2 separate regions of the Homo sapiens genome follow, and region 2 is linked to region 1. A link is a contact called in ENCODE Hi-C or POLR2A ChIA-PET data. All regions are on one chromosome and are shown on one strand. Each heading gives the region's core, a stretch centred on a gene start or an enhancer-like site at or near the end of the contact. The rest is flanking DNA. Distances are from core to core; before and after follow the strand shown. Region 1 holds the start of CUL5 (cullin 5). Region 2 overlaps ALKBH8 (alkB homolog 8, tRNA methyltransferase).

Evidence for each region. A loop is a pair of places that touch in the nucleus more often than their neighbours do. ChIA-PET counts read pairs that join two places held with the same protein, here RNA polymerase II (POLR2A). Pooled maps may share reads with other maps.
Region 2: a loop to region 1 is called in a pooled map, with 3 times the contacts of the local background. The contact joins the enhancer-like site here to the promoter of CUL5 in region 1. A Hi-C loop is called at or near these places in 1 of 37 single-sample maps with no recorded cell type and 8 of 50 pooled maps. POLR2A ChIA-PET finds 5 or more read pairs at or near these places in 1 of 52 experiments (OCI-LY7).

What each region holds. Positions count from the first base shown.
Region 1 is chr11:108,007,625-108,011,507 of GRCh38, reverse strand. It overlaps CUL5 (cullin 5), which reads right to left and starts at 2,610. Exons shown (of 19, transcript NM_003478.6): 1 at 2,136-2,610. The coding sequence starts at 2,159. RefSeq lists enhancers at 2,096-2,285, 2,386-2,485.
Region 2 is chr11:107,543,291-107,546,683 of GRCh38, reverse strand. All of the region lies in intron 7 of ALKBH8 (alkB homolog 8, tRNA methyltransferase), which reads left to right. Among named protein-coding and RNA genes, the nearest start is that of ALKBH8, 21 kb to the left of the region's middle. Within about 2 kb of position 1,448, at least 4 of the 41 ENCODE cell types and tissues checked have a DNase peak (open chromatin) inside an H3K27ac peak, as active enhancers do.

The DNA of each region.
Region 1 (3,883 bases), core at 1,361-3,860:
TTCCCTTTATTTGTAAATGTTCAAGTTAAAACACTTTTTAAATTCTTGTGAGCTTTTAAACCTAAACCCTAAGTACCCCGTTTTCTGTATATTCAGGCAGTTTTCCCATTCACAGGTCTGTGCTGTGGATGTAGATTCAGAATTTCCACAAGTACTTAACTAATATGAACCAAAGTAGCTTCCACAGGTAAGTACTTAACTAATATGAACCAAAATAGCTTCCACAGGTAAGTACTTAACTAATATAGACCAAAGTAGCTTCTCCTCCAAACAATCCTTTGTGAGGTTTTGTAAGTAGAACAGTGACTTACTCTTTTCTGAGAGTTATTTTTCGGGAGAAAAAGACCTTGCTTTATATCCAGGTAATCAACAAGTCAAAATTTTCCAGAATCACGGACAAAATTACTTCTTAAACACGTTTCAATTAATAGCATACTGTTTATGTAAACACACAGATGCATTAATAGGAGTCTTCAGAAATAAAACAAATTTTCTTTCCTTTTCTTTTTTCATTTAGAGTCTCACAGAGCAGTGGCGTGATCATAGTTAACTATAACCTCTAACTCAGAATTATCAATAGCACCTATATTGTAGGAACACTGTGAAGATTAAATTAATGTATCTAAAACAATCCTCCCACCTTGGCCTCTCAAAGAGCTGAGATTACAGGAGTGAGCCACTGTGCCCAGCCCACAAATTTTCTTTCTGAAGTAAAGCATGAGAAATTTGCTATACCATTATAAAAGAGAAAAGCAGAGTGGGATGGGTTACTCAATTCCCCGAATTAGTTTTCTTAAAGAAAGAGGGGGAGTAGTTATAGTAATTTATTGTATTATACTAATTAAGTGCCAGGCACTGTTTTAAGCATTATAGATATATTAACTAATTTAATCTTCACAATGTTCCTATGATACAGGCGCTACTGATAATGCTGTCCTACTCATAAGGAAACTTGCCCAAAGTCATACAGCTTTTAAGTGGTGGCTATTCAGGGAGTCTAATTCTAGGGCCCCTCTCCCTTTTAAAAGGTGATATACAGTACTGCCTCTTAGTAAAATTTGTTCTTCATTTTATGAGACAGTCCCATCTATTAGACAATCAAATATCAGTGGTCTAAAGAAGACATGATGGTTAGGTTCCTGTATATTTTCTATTATTTTCTAGTATTCATCCACATTGCCTGAAGGCATGAGAGGCCTCAGGAAGAAGTGGTTCATCCTTTGTATTAGGCTGGTGCAAAAGTGACTGCGGTTTTTGCCATTAATATTATGTTCCCTGAGCTATTCACTACCCCCATTTCTGTCCGTACTTTTAAGGCAAATGATTAACTACTACAGACACATACACAGAACAGACTAGTTCTAAGTCTTCCTCATTCTTCTCCAAACTTTTTAACTGGTGGAGAATCTGCCCCTGTGGGCCTAGATCTCCCTTGCTATATAAAACTAACTTTAAATACTGTCTTTGACAAGGTAACTTTCCTGCGCCCTAAAACGATGGTATCGCTTCATCAGTTGTCATCTGGTTGTGTCCTGTAACTGGGTGGGGGTTAGAAAGCAGTTTCCTAAGGAAAAAGATGAACTCAAGAATGGGAGAATTAGGAGGGAAGGTGTAACACGCAGAAAAGGGAGGAAGGGGGGTGGAGTGGGAGGCACTGCTGGTCTGACTCGGAATTTCGTGCAGACAGAACGAGAACAGAAATGGAAGAAGTGGGGGGTCGAGTCACTGAAACCTGTTAGGCAGCATTTTCTTGGTTTTTCCTTTGATGCGTCTTAGACATTGCTTTACAAGAAACTGAGACCTAACAGTACTAACGGCCCAGCTGGTCAGGACACCGCACGACCATTCATCTCCCGCTCCCGGCCAGAGCTGGTCCCTTGAAAGCATCGCTCCTCGCCAGCGCTCAGCCAGGCTTTTCTCCCAGCGGCCAGTCGGCGGGAGCGACCACCAGAGCCTGTCGACCCCAAGGCCACAGACCCGCGTTCCGGTACTCGCCGGCTGCCACCGCGGCTTCCCTGCCAGTGGACAACCCCTGAACACTCCCACACTTCGCAGCTGAACCTGAGCCGTGCCTTTCCCAAAGAGCCGAACCCGGCGGCCACACAGTAAAACCCAAGCTGGAGTGAGGGTCTTACCTTTAACAGATTAGACGTCGCCATGTTCTTTAACTTGGACTCTCGCGAGACGACGCGAGAATTCGTGGCGCTCCCGGCCAGGCCTTGACCGGAGGCCGGAGCTCCCACCAGGGCCCAGGGCCCGTCGGCCCGCACCAGGGTGTGGTGGGCGCTGGAGCAGCGCGCCGACAGCGCTGACCTCGTCCCAAGCACCAGGAGCTTCCTCACTCTTCTCCCCTACATGGTCACCGGAGCTTCCCCACGCGAAAGACCTCATGCACGCGCTCAGGAAGACCGGAACGGCGAATGCTGAGAAGGTAACGGGAGCCGACCTGACTTGGAAGAGGAAGCATCGACTCCACGAGCCTCCCCGACTCCTTCGGATTAGCCTTTGTGGTTGCACCCGCCGCGGCCACCTGCAACGAATTTAGCTCGGCTTAGGCCCCGCAGCTCAGGTTCCGCGGCCACGTCACGTGACGCGAGGGCGGGGACGCGCTCGGGAGCGAGCGTGGGAGCCTGGAAGCCTCGGTGGGTCCCGAGGCTGCAGCGAGGCCGGGACCGTGCCCTCTGCTGGCGGGACCTGGCGTTTTCCGGCACCCCGCCCCAAATCCCGGACTCGGTGTTAAGGGAGGTGCATTGTCCTGAAATGCTTACAACAGCTGTCTTCAATAACTCGTGCATAGAATGCGCCCAGTAAATATGTGTTGACTGCACAAGCGTGATGACTCTTAATATTTCTATTCAGGAATGCTTGGCACTTAGATAAAATATTGTTCAGTGCTTTGGGAGGCCGAAGGGGGAGGATCACTTGAGGCCAGTTCAACACCCTCGTCATTACAAAAAAGTTTGAAAAAAAAAAAAAAAGATTGTTTAGAGAATGAATATTAATCTTCGATTTTCTGAAGGCACATTATCCTAGAAGATCCTAAACCATAAGCCTCCGGGTTTTACCCCTTCAGACCACACACCACTGGCCAATGAGATAATATAATTTACATGTGGAACCTGCAGGATACCTGGTATTGTATTTTGCAGGTTTACAAACAGCCTTCATACGGCCATAATGCGTAGAAATAAGTAAGAGCTCTGGACTAAGAGAAGAGGGATGGGCCTACTTAAAGAATCCAATCAAGTAGTTAATACTTGTTTGAGCACTTGTATATACTAGGCACAGGAAATACAGGATTAAATAAAAGAGAAGACCCCTGCTCGTTTGGAGTTTATGGCCTAATAAGGTAGCCAAATGTTAAGGATGGCTACACAAGTCAAATATTACTTAGTGGGAGTTGTGATAAATATTGCAAAGAGGCCGGGCGCAGTGGCTCACGCCTATAATCCCTATAGGGCCCCGTGGCTCACGCCTATAATCGGCACTTTGGGAGGCCGAGACACCTGCGGTCAGGAGTCCGCGACCAGCCTGGCCAACATGGTGAACCCCTGTCTCTACTAAAAATACACAAATTAGCCGGGCATGGTGGCGGGCACCTGTAATCCCAGCTACTCGGGAGGCTGAAGCAGGAGAATCGCTTGAACCCTGAAGGTGGAGATTGCAGTGAGCCGAGATCGCGCTATTGCACTCCAGCCTGGACGACAGAGCGAGACTCTTGTCTCAAAAAAAAAACAAAAAAAACAAAAAAAAACTACAAACAAAAAAATACAGTGTGCACTTGAGAGCGTAGGAAGGGAAAGGAAACTAGTATCCTAATCTCCATCTACCCAAGCCACCCTTTGCTTATGCTTAACTGAACCTTAAGACAACTTTTGAGAGC
Region 2 (3,393 bases), core at 199-2,698, 460 kb after region 1:
AGAAAACCCAAATAAAAATGATTACAAGGCAAAACAAGTTAATATCTCATATAACAAGATATCTCAAGGAAGGCTGGTTCCAAAAGTTTTAACTTGTTGGCTCAGGTCGGTAATTTCATCAAGGAACCAACCAATTTCTTTCCATCTCAAATACTCAGTGCTCCCCTAACTGAGGATGAGCTTAGGGAAATATCCAAGGAGTAGGCTGCATCGGGTTATATGACAATAACATATACCTGTGAAGTCTACTAGGCTTTTGTTTTTAGGTAATCCTTCACTGATGAATTTGTCCTGCCGTAAATTGCAGCCTGCCTTTGCTGGCCAGGCATGTTTTGAGAGATGCCCTTGCTATAACCTTTTATGATAATAAACTAGTAATGTTGTTGGGCAGATAACTCAGTTCATCAAGTACCGTAAGAGTTGGTCAGCTGATAATGAAAATAACTATTTAATGTGCATCTCCCTAAAACCAATACCTAACTTCTATTATAAATAAGGAAGAAAACTTTTGATTAGGACTTATCTGGGAAAACGAAACTAAAATTTATGAAGATGATTTTTAAAGAAAAATTTTATTTAACAATTTTTAGGTTATATTACAACTATGTACTAATTTTTTAGAACAAAGAATGAGTCACGTGAACTTTGTTTTTGGTCTTGTTTTTCTGATAAAATATGGTAGCATGATAAAAATTCCTTTATTTGACTTTTATAGCTTGATTATAAAGAGTGCGTTGTTGTGTTATTTGCTTTATTTTTCTCTTCGTTGTGAAAGTCCTGACTCTGCCAGATTTTCAGATGTTTAATGGATTTGCATGTGATTTAAATGGTCCTCTGACATCCCTTTTATCAATTTCGGGAAGTCCATCTTTTGTGAGAATTGCAATTTCAATTAGTTTTGGGTTTGCATTGCACTGGCTAGTATTTATATAATCAACATTCACTGAAAGACTGACCAAAGGGATTACCATAATGGGCAGAGATAGCTGCTGATATTGAAGAGAGAGAGAGCTATTTGGGCAAGTACTAATTTTATGGAAGTCCGTTCATCAGTAAATATTTCTTATTATGATGACTTTTGCAACTCAGTGGGTGGGGATAATTGGATAGTTGGGTAGTAAAGACCCCATCTGCTGAATGTTTGCTATAGAAGGCCACGTCTTTCAGTATATTTCCTGCTCTCTTTCCAGGCTCATGCTTTCAGCAAATACCTGTTGAGTCCTGCCTGACTCCTATGTTGAGTCATAGGGTACTGAGTAAAAATTATTTATGCAGTATCTTGAAATACCTAGCTGAATGGGTTTTTTTAGTCATTGTTTTTTGTTTTGTATTCCCAGTCTGGTCAATCAGAATGACTCACAGGGTACTTCTGTTCTAAGAGTTTATTGTTTTAATGGACAAATGTTTCATTATTTTCAGATCTTTAGCACAAACTGGAAAAAACACCCAGACATTTTCTTTATACCACTTAAAACAACAATACAGTCTGGACCGCAGACATACTGGCTTCATCTCCAACCTCAAATTCAGCCCTCAATATTTGCCTATATAAGCAATGTTTACAGCCTCAGAAGCCAAACAATCTCTTCTTTTAGTTTTTATCTTGATTCCAGGCCCCATACTTTATTCTTATCTGAGAGTCCTTGGAATATTTTCATTTCCTGAAGTTCTGAAAAATGGATTGTCTCTGCTGTGTAGCTCCTCTCTCCTTTCTCTCATTCTTTATAGCTTATTTATGATTTTTTTACTCTGTCTCTGTAGTGCCTTTAGCATTAAAAAGATAGTGATCTACCATCCTGGTGGGTGTGTATTTCTCCTTCTTTGTGTGTGTGTGTGTGTGTGTGTGTGTGTGTGTGTGTGTGTGTGTGGTTTGTATCTAAAGCCATGGTGACTTCTGTATGGCTCTATATGTATATTGATGTAGATGTGGGAAAAGAGTGTAATTCTCATGTGGGTTCTTTAGTTGCATCATAGTATAATTAAAGTGGCATTGGGCCAATCTTCATTTTTCCTTTTATCCTGTGGGTCTCTAACATTCAAAACTTCTGGAGTAGACAAGTAGATCTGCTGGTTTGTGGGCCAGAAATAAATAAATGGTCTACCTTGTTTGATCATGTCATTTTTTATACATTGAATTCTATTTTTCACTTTTAAGCACTTTCCTTAGTAACTTAAGTTCTGAAGATTCTTCTATTTTTATGTAATTTTCTCATCTTTCAGGATCTCTTGGAAGCCAGCATTCTCTTTTGCATAAATTGGTCAAATAAGACTCAATGCTGACAGTTCTTAACAGGCACTCTTTATCTTTTTTCTGTGGAGTGGGAGCTTCTTTAGTCAAGCCCCTTCAATAAGGATAATGTCAAAGAAGTATACCTGTTTCAGCCAGCAGTCTGCTAACAAAGTCTGTTTCATGGCATGACATCATAAAATAGAACATGCTGCTGTATTTGGAGCCTTTGGAGTACTGATTCTTCCATCTTTTCAGTTAGAACTATGTGCATTTACTTTGTAGCAAGAAAGCAGCATTATATCACTCCATCTGGATTGTAGAACTAGAATAAAATTCAGAAAAATCAATAGAGTTCAGAAAACTACAGTAGAAGCCCGCTTAAGTGGTATAGATGAAACTACCAGTTGGCTGCACTTAAATTAGGGAATAGTCATAATAAAAGATATGTACATACTGCAGACATTTTAACACATATAAATTCACTCATCAATATTTTGTTGCGGGGCCAAAGTCTTTGCATCTGTGAGGGGCCACAGTCTGCTTTGTCTCTCCAATTTCATTTCTTTAAAGTGAAGCAAACGTTTAAAGACATGAAACCATCTGAATGTGGGGTTTTACATTTTGATGTTTTTGTTTCCAATATTTTATAATCAAATTTTCACATTTATTGGAACATTAAATTTATTTTTTGCCTTTATTGAGTCATTCTACAATATTCAACTTGGCTTCTATAGAAAAATGCTATCTTTTCTCGCTTAATTTTCATTCATTTATGTAATATTAAATTAAATAAAATAATTACAATGATAAGGGTAACTGGCACAGTGATTTGGGAACATACACAATTTGACTTGTTAAGCATATAGCTCTACTGGTGAGAATAGAAGTGCATGGACATATTGGAGAGTTGTCTATCATCAACAAATATTCAGGGCATGGGTACACATTATAGAAGGAATGGAGCATGTTGGTTGGTTAAATGGATGTTGGTTAAAAGAACTTTTACTTATGTGACCAGCATTGTCCTGTGCATTCTAGGGGATACAGAAATACCTTCAACCTTGATTTTTTTCCCCTCAGATATTAGACCTGAATATCTAACATTCTTCTTTTTTTTTTGAGACGAAGTCTCTCTCTGTTGTCCAGGCTGGAGTGCAGTGGTG